2 separate regions of the Homo sapiens genome follow, and region 1 is linked to region 2. A link is an interaction called in ENCODE POLR2A ChIA-PET data of the cell type or tissue named here. Cell type or tissue: HepG2. All regions are shown on one strand. Links, peaks and the distances in the headings refer to the core of each region. The heading gives the core; the rest is flanking DNA. Region 1 has its middle 26 kb from the start of MIR4448. Region 2 overlaps ABCC5 (ATP binding cassette subfamily C member 5).

Region 1 (5,373 bases), core at 224-5,223, 76 kb before region 2:
GGCAGGAGAATCGCTTGAACCCGGGAGGTGGAGTTTGCAGTGAGCTGAGATTGTGCCATTGTACTTCGGCCTGGGCAACAGAGCAAGACTCCGTTTCAAAACAAAACAATAAACAAAACCCCCAAAAAAACAGGCCAAAAAAGACAGTAAAAGATGAAGACCTAGAACCCAGGTCTCCTGACTCCCAGTACAGTGCTCTTTCCACTGCGTGGGAAGCCTGAGGATCATAATTGTCTGATAGCGCCAACCAGATATTTTTTAAAAATGTGTTGAGTGTGAATAAGAAGAGGGCTGAACATGGCCTTAGGAAAGACAGTGTCCTGCCCACAATCATTCTCAGCAGCACCCCAGTCCCACCCACTCAATCCAACAGCGCCCTTCAGCTGAGGCTCCAGCTACCCTGGTGGTGGCTTTGTGCACAGATTCCTTGAGTAACGTCACTTGAATGTGCCCTTGTGGGGGTCCCATTCCCCCCAACTCCCATCTCAAGTGGCTTTTCAGAAAACTTCTTCCAGCCACACACAGTGCTCTCCTGGAGTTGAGCTCTGTTCAGTGGTTTTCGCCACCCTGTTCCATTGGCAGTGGACTTCTCCTGCACTCAGAATTTCTTAGATTAGACTTCTTAGATTCTGCACGAAGTCCACAATTTCTGCAATCCCCCTCCCACCCTGCATTTGACAGGCGAGGAAACTGAGGCTCAAAGCCTCCCAGCTAATGAATGGTAAGACCAGGATTCACCCCACACGTGTCTGACCTCTGTTCCTTCTTTCTGTCTCCAGTGCCGCTGGTCTGAGAGAGAAGAGGGGTTCATCTGTCCACCCCTTTAGGGCCTCCAGCTTGAGCACAGGCTTCCTACCTGGAGCAGTGTCTCTGGGTGCAGCTGAAAGCATAGCTGCCACAGGTTTCCAAGGATGGGGAAGGGGAGTGGGCCAGGAGGAAGACAGCTCCTGTCCCAGCAGAAGGTGCCAAGTTTCAGGAGCAGGAAGGAGATGGCCAGTAAAGCCAGCCCACTGAGCAGGGAGAGCATCTCCCTGGTCCTGTGTCTCCTCTCCTCACTTTTGCTTCTCGGTCCCAAGGCTCTGACACACTGTGGCCACCACTCTCTCCCCGCTCTTCCAGGCGCCTGGCCTTGCTTTTATGCTGGTGCTCCCAGGCAGTGCTGTGGAGGGAGGCAAACCCAGGAGCCCTTCCCCAGTGGAGTAAATCCATTTGGTCACATCAGTCACACCCGGGCCATGCCACTCACCAGGGTGGCAAGGCTGTGGCCCGGGACAGGTTGAGACACCTTCACTCCTATATCAGCATCATCCTCACCTCTGGCCCTCGGAGCTCATCCCTGGTGAGGCTCCTCACAGCCTCTTCATGGCAGGGTCAGCTGACTGCATGGCTCAGCTCAGGGAGGGACAAGGGGCAGGCAGCCGCTAGCAGTGGCAGTGTCTCCCATCAGGACATGCTCTTCCATCTCAACACGCCTGAGGCTGGGCTCCTACTCCTGCTCTCCTCCGCCCAGATGTGCAGCAGCCTTCCTGAGGTCTCTTCAGCTTGTGCTGAATCCCCATGTTTCTCTGTAGCCTTCTCTCTGTCTCTCTCTCCCCTTGCCCCTCTGCCTTCTCTCTCTCTCTCTCTCTCTCTCCTCTCTCTCTCTCTCGGTTCTTTCTCCTGCCTCAGCCTCCCGAGTACCAAGTGCTGGGATTACTGGCGCCCACCACCACGCCCAGCTAATTTTTGTAGTTTTAATAGACATGGAGTTTCACCATGTTGGCCAGGCTGGTTTTGAACTCCTGATCCGCCCACCTCAGCCTCCCAAAGTGCTGGGATTACAGGTGTGAGCCACCATGCCTGGCCTCTTTCTTTCTCCTTTGTTTTCTTTCTTTCTCTCCTTCTCTCTTTCTGTCTCTCTCTCTCCCATTCGTTTGTTCGTTCTTTTTCTTTCTTTCGTTCTTTCTTTCCTTCTTTCTTTCTTCCTTTTTCTTTCTCTCTTTTCTTTTTCTTTCTCCCTCTCTTTCTCTCTCTCTCTCTCATTCTTTCTTTCTTTCTTTCAACAGTGTCTCACTGTGTCACCCAGGCTGCAGTGCAGTGGCATGATCATAGCTCACTGTAACCTCAAATTCCTGGGCTCAACCAATCCTCCTGCCACAGCCTCCTGAGTCTCTGGGACTACAGCGGCACCACCATATTCAACTATGTAGCCTTCTCTTAGGTTTCAACTATCTTGGAACCAGACTGCTGGAGTTTAAATCCCAGATCTATCTCTTACTGGTTTTGTGACCTTGGGCAATTATTTAGCTTCCTCTTGCCTCAGCTTCTTATTTGTACAATGGAGATAAGATCATTTTAGCAAATTGCATCATAGAGCTACTGTACCAATGCCCAGCAAGAGAATGATGTCACAGTCCAGTGGGGTACATTGAGGATAGTTTAATTAAGAGACTGTTTGCAGGCCTGGCGCAGTGGCTCACACCTGTAATCTCAGCACTTTGGGAGGTAGAGGTGGGTAGATCACGAGGTCAGGTGATCGAGACCAGCCTGACCAACATGGTGAAACTCCGTCTCTACTAAAAATACAAAAAATTAGCCAGGTGTGGTGGTGTGTGCCTGTAATCCCATCTACTCAGGAGGCTGAGGCAGGAGAATCGCTTGATCCTGGGAGGCAGAGGTTGCAGTGAGCTGAGATCGCAGCACTGCACTCCCGCCTGGGTGATAGAGCGAGACTCCATCTCAAAAAAAAAAAAAAAAAAAAGAGTGTTTGCAAAGATGTGTTAGGGAATCCATAGGCATAATGCCAGTCATGACAGAGACCCATTTCCACTTGAGGCTTAGAGAGTCAAGGGACAGTGTTCAGTGGGTACAGAGTTTCAGTCTGGAAAGATGAAAAAGTGTTCTGGAAATGGATGGTCACGATGATAGCACAATGATGTGAATGTACTTAATCCCACTGAACTGTTCATTTAAAAATGGTTAAAATGCTAAAATTTATGTTGCATCTATTTTACTAAATTTTTTAAAAGTCAAGGGACAGAGATATCAGAGGCCTGGAGCCCCTACCTGTTTGGAGAGGTTGTTAACAAGCGTCTGCAGTTCCCTCTGCTCAGAGCACCTCACCCCTGCATCTCCATCTCTAGAATTTCTACCTACCTTATCTCAGGTTGATGTGATGATAACAGTGCTTACCCCACAGGGCTGCTGGGGGATAAGCTGAGCTGGTGTGAAAGTGCTATGGATTGTGCTATGGAAGTGCTATTTGTACTATGCTTGTGCAGATAGTAATACTGCTGCAATTTCCACAAACCCCTGCCTTCTGTTTCCAACAAATCACGTTCCTCCCTCCTCAAAATACTGCTGAAGAGACTGCAGGCCTCTGAAAGCTTCACTAGCTACTCCGCCAATCTCTACTACCTCCAAACACACCAACCGTCTCCCACAGTGGCCCTTGCTTTGTTCTGGGCTGAGACTTGCCCTGTTATCACTGTGTTCGCCCCGCCTTGATTACACAGCATGAGCAGTTCAAGGGCAGGCGCCAGTTCTCAACTTTCTTTGGGTTTACAGGCGTGAGCCACCGCACCCGGCCTGTAGCTGTTTCTTAAAGTTTATCATCCCAAAAGGAGATTTGCCTGCTCAACATTTCCAAGTGTGTTGAACTTTGACAAACTTCCTACCCTCCCTCTGTGCCCAAGGGTGACAGCATGCTGGCAGCTAAGGCTGGGACACGGTACTGGGAACAGAGACTACCCAGCACAACGGGCCAGGGTGCGATCAGATTCCAGGGTGGCAGGTCACAGGAACACAGATTTGGAGCGGAGGCCCTGGGTGACCGGCCCCTCCTGCGCCCAGCCAAGGCCCTCCGTGTCTGATTGTGAGCTGCGGCCTCCTCAGTGAGCAGGTGGAGGTGGGCCACACGGTCCCCCTTACAGGAGTTCCCATGCAGAGTGGCTGACCCTGTGGCAGCCCCTGTCCAAGTTGCACCTTCCCCCTCAGTGATATCCTTATGATTCCAGCCATGCCTGCCCCCCAGACCACAGGCCTCTCTGTTTCCTTGTTTGACTTCTAGGCCAAGAATGGACAACACTCAGCCTCTGCTCCTCTAAGAACAACTCAGGCAGGTCGCAGTGGCTCACACCTGTAATCCCAACACTTTGGGAGGCTGAGGTGGGTGGATCACCCGAGATCAGGAGTTCGAGACCAGCCTGGCCAACATGGTGAAACCCCATCTCTACTGAAAACACAAAAATTAGCTAGGTGTGATGGGTGCCTGTAATCCCAGCTACTCGGGAGGCTGAGGCAGGAGAATCGCTTGAACCTGGTAGGCGGAGGTTGCAGTGAGCCGAGATCACACCACTGCACTCCAGCCTGGGTGACAGAGCGAGACTTCGTCTCAAAACAAAACAAAAACAATTCAACTAAGATGACAGATGACGCGGCTGCGCCCCTTCCCTATATGAGGTATTTCCACACCAAATTTCTAAATCTATCCCCTCTACAGCACGGTGAAGGCTATTATGTGAAGGCTTCATCCCCTCACAGATGAAGGCAAGGCTCAGCAGGTGTAGTGATTTGCTCAAGGAAGTGGGAGGGCGGCCACAATTCTACCCAGGCCTTCAGTCTCCAAATTCAGTGTTCTCTTTCCACAGCTGCCTCCCAGCTGTGACAGGCTGGCATTCTCACAAGGAAGGTTCCTATAGGCTAAGAGAACACACACACGAGGAAGCAGAGCTAGTCACACTTCCAAAGGTTCCGGCCTGGCCTCAGAGGCCTCCGTGTGGCTCAGGCTGCCCCCGGGCCTGGCGTGTGCTTCCCGCCTGAGGCTGCCCCAGGGCCTCAGAGCTGGTGTATTCTTTCTTCTCCTCCCTTGTCTGTCTGCAGACCCCATCCAGGGGAGAGCCCCTTCCATGGCCCTTGGAGAAACAGTGGTTAAGGAATGCTGGATCAACAGCTTTAGCCATGGGCCTGTGCCCAGGCAGGGGCCGTTTCCCATAGCAGACTGACCCTCACTGTAGATCCCGCAACACCCCCTCCTGTGGATAGATCTCAGAACAAAAGAACACCCCTTTCCCCTTCTAGAGCGACCCAAACCCAGTACCCACTCCACACTCAGTGCCTGGAAGTTGCTCCGCCCCACACCCCCACTCCAGCAAGGTAGGCCCACCCCCTACTTCTCCCTGACTAGGAAAGGGAGGAGATAAAAATAAGGAGCTACAGAGACCACTAGAGGTGGAAGGAATGAGAACTAGGCAGAAGAGACCCCCCTCCAGTTACCTCCATGCACCTGAACACAGAAGGAGAATTCCATTCCTTGCGGTTGTGTTTAACTTGTCCAATGTGTCCCAGTGCCCATGGGAGTGAATGGGAACAAATACAGGGGGCTTGCCTGCCTCT
Region 2 (5,373 bases), core at 122-5,121:
ACATATAGCGGCAGTCCCCACCGGCGTCACCAAAACCTTGGATCATCTTGGTGTATAAATGTCAGCATCAGCTGGCTGGCAGGTAAAAACAAACAGAACACAACAACTTGACTGTGTTTCATTTGTTCTGATTATGGCTACCAAGGTTCGGTGAAACCCGAGCAGGGACAAGAAATAAAAATGCCATTTTATTTGGGGAGCCCGTATGTGGGCAGTCTGTCCTTACACAGGTTTCTGTAAGAACAGATTAAGCTAGTTTGAAAGTCGTGCCAGATTAGAAAACTTGTAAAAATCTAAAACGAAATGTTCCTCAAAAGGATTTAAGTCCACAGACAGGAGGTTTACTCACTGCTAGTACTAATCTCAAAACCAGCCTGGTTTTTCAATTTCCAATGAAAAAGAAACATATTAGAATTGGAGTTCCAAAAAAGGAAGTGTGTATTGTTTACACTTTCAAATCTATAAAAGAGATTATGGATGAGTCCATTACTTTCTCAGCTCTAGGGCAGAATCCCATGAAATAACACTGGCCTTAAGGTGCTCTTCCCTGAAACGGCAGAGAGAAGAAAAAGCATGCTGCTGCTTTCCTGTTAAAGGAGGGCTCTTAGCTTTCCCTGGCAGCTAGAACAGTTTCCTAGAGGTTAGTACCCCAGTGTTCTGCACCATAAATGAGAGAATAAGGAATATACGGATGTTCAGGGGAGGGACTGTGAAGCCACCAAGCTGAATACGGATAGGTACCATTTTTTTCAAAAAATAAAAAATAAAAATCCCAGCAATCCATGGAATTTTTTTTAGAGGGGAGCCAATGAAGTTCTTGCATTGGCCAAATGGAATCAAGAAAGCCCATGATCACTTTATTCGCAAAGCCTGCATATGGTGCTACCCAGAGGAATGAATTCTATGAGATCAGAGCAGCCACCAGCCCTGTAGTGAAACAATGACAGAAGCTCTTCTTGGGGGAAGCTGGCTCTATGAAAATGTTTGCCATTTTGGTAAATTACATAACACAACATTTCAGTTACATGGTCCTTCTTACTTAAAACTTTTATATAAAGTATGTTAGTTGGTCAATTATTAATAATATAGAAACCCAATACCAGAAAAGTAGTGTTCTCTGCTTCAGAAAAGAGATCAAAACTTTAACAAGAGGCATCAAACGTTAAAAAAATAAAAACAAAAACAAAACTGCAAATTAGTTTTACCTAATTGCCATGCATCTTAGGCACATACTTACCAAAACCATGAACCTCCAGCTTACCCACATATGGAAAACGCACAGTACAAGCAGTACTACTGCTCCGATGCCTCAAGGCAAATGTGTAGAGAATAGATTTAATCAAGGTCTCAAGTGTAAGGCAGCACAGCAGGTGTAAGAAACAGGTGCCCAGGAAACAGAGTGAACGTCAAAGGCTCTCTTGTCTACTCTGCATCAGTACAGACTGGGGAAAACCACGGCTGCCACCCCAACACTTGCCACACAGTCACACTATAAGCCAAACTTAAACGGACTCCAGGTCAGACTCTAAAATCCTCGACAGTCCTCTAGTTTTCTCAGGGCTTATTTGCCACAGACCTGCCAAACATGTGATAACTGCCTCCAGGCACTTGGTATGTTCCCGGTGCTGGCTCACCAGCCCGGGCCACACAACGTGCTCTCACCCACTCATAGCACTGCAAGACACATCTGCCTGCACCGACTGTCAGTTCATGTTAACACACAACCGAGAAGCACAGTCCTGTGCAGAACTGGAGTCAGTTCCATTTCACCCCCACCCAGAAATCAAGCCAGTTCCATTTCTTCTCTGGCAACACTGCCCTTTCATCCTTCCAGCTGTTGCCAAAATCCATCGACCCCTTTCAACAGACCTGAAGGCATCTCTAAGACTGCTACCTAGCCCAAAGCTGAGCACAACCTCTGCAACAGAATAAGAGTGTTAGAGCTGGCCGTGGCCGGGCCCCTGGAGACTGTCGGAAAGGATGGTTAGAACTTACTGGTCCACTGAAGCCAGCCAGCTGCGTGATCATCAGGCACACGATGGACAGGATGAGCCTGGTGCGGCAGAAGATCCACACAACCCTTCGCAGGGAAGCAGCGTCTGGCCCAACTTCATTCAGCTCTTCTTGCCACAGTCTCTCTAGTCTTAACAAGGGCACACGTCCTCGTTACACATCTCCTCGGGGGAAAGGCACACCTAGCTCCCCGCCTGCCACCACTTTTTGTCTCCAGGTTTTGCCACCACTCACACAAGTCTCTCCTTTAAAATTATGTACATAGTCTTCACCTTCTGGGAAAAAATACCCTTCCTAGGGAACTACACATTTACCCTGTATAAGGAGCCTCCCAGGATACAGAAAATGATGAGAGCAAAAGCCTTTCTTTCCACCCAGGAAAATGATCCCTGAATGCAATTTGTGAATAAGAACTTTCTTTTTCAGGGGCCCCCAACCCTTTCTGAAGGTTCCTGTGGTAAAATGTAAAGTTGTAAACTACATTTTAATCATGACAATCAGCTACCACAAAAATGTATTCTGTCACAAGGCAGCAACATAATCTCCCTGCAGACTCAGGAAGAGAAGCGGGGCTGAGAGAGAGAGAGAAAGCCCGTGGTTAAAACAGGATCAAAGGTGAAATAGGAGATAAAGCAAAAGAGCAAAGAGAAAGTCATCCCCAGGCCGCCCGCCCTCCACTGGACAGCTCGGCTCTTTAAAGACACAGAGCTGTGGACTTCACACTCCTAGCTCAGGCCCTGCCCACCCGGCATGGGGGAGATGAGGGTGGACCAGAGGCGCCTACCTTCTGCAGTTCACGTCAGAAGACTCGTGCTTGGACAGAGACCACACGTCTTCCATTGAGAGCTCCCCCTTCTTGTGGGCCACACGGGCCAGAGAAGAAAGCCACGAAAAAGTCATACAGGAAAAAAGCCCAGCATTGTCCACTGGGTGCTGGTGTCTAAGGAGAGAAAACCGAAATCACAAAGCTATCAACACGCACGGAGAGGGCAGCCCGTGTTTAATGGACACTGTTTAGTGAACACAGCTCTTAGCTAAAGACCAGTCTCCCCAGATGATCTAATCTTAGCCTGAATGTTCTAAAACGGCTTTGATGGGCCGGGCGCGGTGGCTCACACCTGTAATCCCAGCACTTTGGGAGGCCGAGGCGGGCAGATCATGAGGTCAGGAGATTGAGACTATCCTGGCCAATATGGTGTAACCCCGTCTCTACTAAAAATACAAAAAAATTAGCTGGGCTTGGTGGTGGTGCACGCCTGTAGTCCCAGCTACTCAGGAGGCTGAGAGGCAGGAGAATCACTTGAACCCAGGAGGCGGAGGTTGCAGTGAGCCGAGATCATGCCACTGGCGACAGAGCAAGACTCCATCTCAAAAAAAAAAAAAAAAAAAAAAAAAGGCCTTTGATGCTTCACTGTCATCACTCAGCACGGCATCTTACTTGGAAGTAGTCCGGATGGGCTTCAGAGCACTCAAGCCATGATGGTACTTTCCCTTGGGATGCTCCTCATCCAGGATTCTGAGCTGAGAATGCATGGAGGCATCAAGAGAGAGGCCCTCGGCTCGGGCTGCTGTTTCCAAGGCATCTTGGCATTCCAACTGTTCCAGCAGATAGGGAGAAAGGCAAGAGCACAGTTAATACACAGGCGAGAGGCAAACGGAACTGATGAAACAGCTCAAACTGCAAACTGGACTCATCTTAACTGAGAAATTCCAAGCAAGGGTCAGGAGGTTAAACACTAACTTTGTATGATTTGAACCCATTGGGGAACATTAAGCTAGATATTTAAAAATTTTAAACAGTTTTCTTTTTTTTTTTTTTAGCATCTTTAGGTTTTACAGAAAAACTAATCAGATAGTACAGAATGCTCCCATATACCTCTGTACCTCTCCCGTCCTCCTCATCTGTTTTTCCTATTATTAACATCTTCCATTAGTGTGGTACCTTTGTTACAATTGATGAGCCAATACAGATTCATTATTAACTGAAGTCCATAGGTTACATTAGGGTCCGCTCTTTGTTTTTTTGGGTTTTTTTGAGATAGAGTCTCCCTCTGTCACCCAGGCTGGAGTGCAGTGGCGCAATCTCGGCTCATTGCAACCTCCACCTCCCGGGTTCAAGCAATTCTCCTGCCTCAGCCTCCTGAGTAGCTGGGATTACAGGGATGTGCCACCATGCCTGGCTAATTTTTGTATTTTTAGTAGAGGTGGGGTTTCACCATGTTGGTCAGGCTGGTTTCGAACTCCTGACCTCATGATCCACCTGCCTTGGCCTCCCAAAGTGCTGGGATTACAGGCATGAGCCACCGCGCCCGGCCCTGTTTTTATTTTATTTTATTTTTGAGATGGAGTCTCGCTCTGTTGCCCAGGCCGGAGTGCAGTGGCATGATCTTGGATCACTGCAATCTCAGCCTCCCCGGTTCAAGCAATTCTCATGTCTCAGCCTCCGAGTAGGGGGGTTACAGGCGTGCACCACCATGCCCAGCTAATTTTTGTATTTTTAGTAGACACGGGGTTTCACCATGTTGGCCAGGATGGTCTTGATCTCTTGACCTCGTGATCCGCCCACCTCAGCCTCCCAAAGTGTTGGGATTATAGGTGTGAGCTGCCGCGCCCAGCTTATGGACCACTCTTTGTGTTCTATGTTCTAAAATTTACATTTTTATTACCAAATGTTTTATCTTCTGTTTCCCAATATGGATTGAGAGTCAATTATTTCACTACTAACTGAAAATCTGATTGCCCATTTCCTATGACAAAAATTTCCATCAGCCCCAATTAAACAGCCCTGCCACACAGAAAGAGCCTGGATGTACACGTGCCTCCCCTGTCACAGCAGCAGCAGGGAGAACAGAACGTGAGTTCTTATCCTGGCTGCACAGCTGAAGAGCTCTACACTTCCCTGCAGCACGCAGCAAAGGATCTCATGAGCTGAAATATAAAGTTACACGTATTTACTAACTAGAAAGTGTATAAATGTTCGTTCATTAGATTAACAAAAGTGCATGCAAAAGTGCATTCTAAGTCTGACTGTGGCAGAAGAGGGTGGGTCAAGAATCTAGACACACTTATCCCCCGTTTACTCTAAAAGTAACTCAAACGTTTATGCTTTCCTGTTGTAGAAGCAGAAGCTTCATTTTCCTCAATTTCCTTATCTTCCTTTTCTGTCTTAGCAGTGAAAGTCACATTATTACAAATATTTCCAGCAATTATTGTGAAACAGTAAAAAACAGATCTCAGCTGGGCATGGTGGCTCGCGCCTGTAATCCTGACACTTTGGAAGGATCGGTTGAGCTCAGGAGTTCAAGACCACCCTGGGCAACACAGCAACACACCATCTCTACAAAAAGTAAAAAAAAAAAA

Evidence for each region. ChIA-PET counts read pairs that join two places held together with the same protein. Peaks named below come from ENCODE experiments on the same cell type or tissue, not always from the same donor. Only the 100,000 strongest peaks of a DNase experiment are listed, where the experiment ranks them.
Region 1: POLR2A ChIA-PET joins it to region 2 with 11 read pairs; 4 of 35 experiments call an interaction of 5 or more read pairs at or near these places.

Annotation. Positions count from the first base shown.
Region 1 is chr3:183,909,910-183,915,282 of GRCh38, forward strand. No RefSeq gene overlaps it. Among named protein-coding and RNA genes, the nearest start is that of MIR4448, 26 kb to the left of the region's middle. In HepG2, for the core only: no CTCF peak of the experiment used is centred there; DNase peaks (open chromatin) are centred at 2,342 and 3,452; H3K4me3 peaks cover 747 bases.
Region 2 is chr3:183,985,775-183,991,147 of GRCh38, forward strand. ABCC5 (ATP binding cassette subfamily C member 5) reads right to left here. Exons shown (of 30, transcript NM_005688.4): 3 at 3,452-3,609; 4 at 2,798-2,953; 5 at 1,996-2,143. Among named protein-coding and RNA genes, the nearest start is that of ABCC5-AS1, 18 kb to the right of the region's middle. RefSeq lists an enhancer at 4,299-4,799. In HepG2, for the core only: no CTCF peak of the experiment used is centred there; a DNase peak (open chromatin) is centred at 2,657.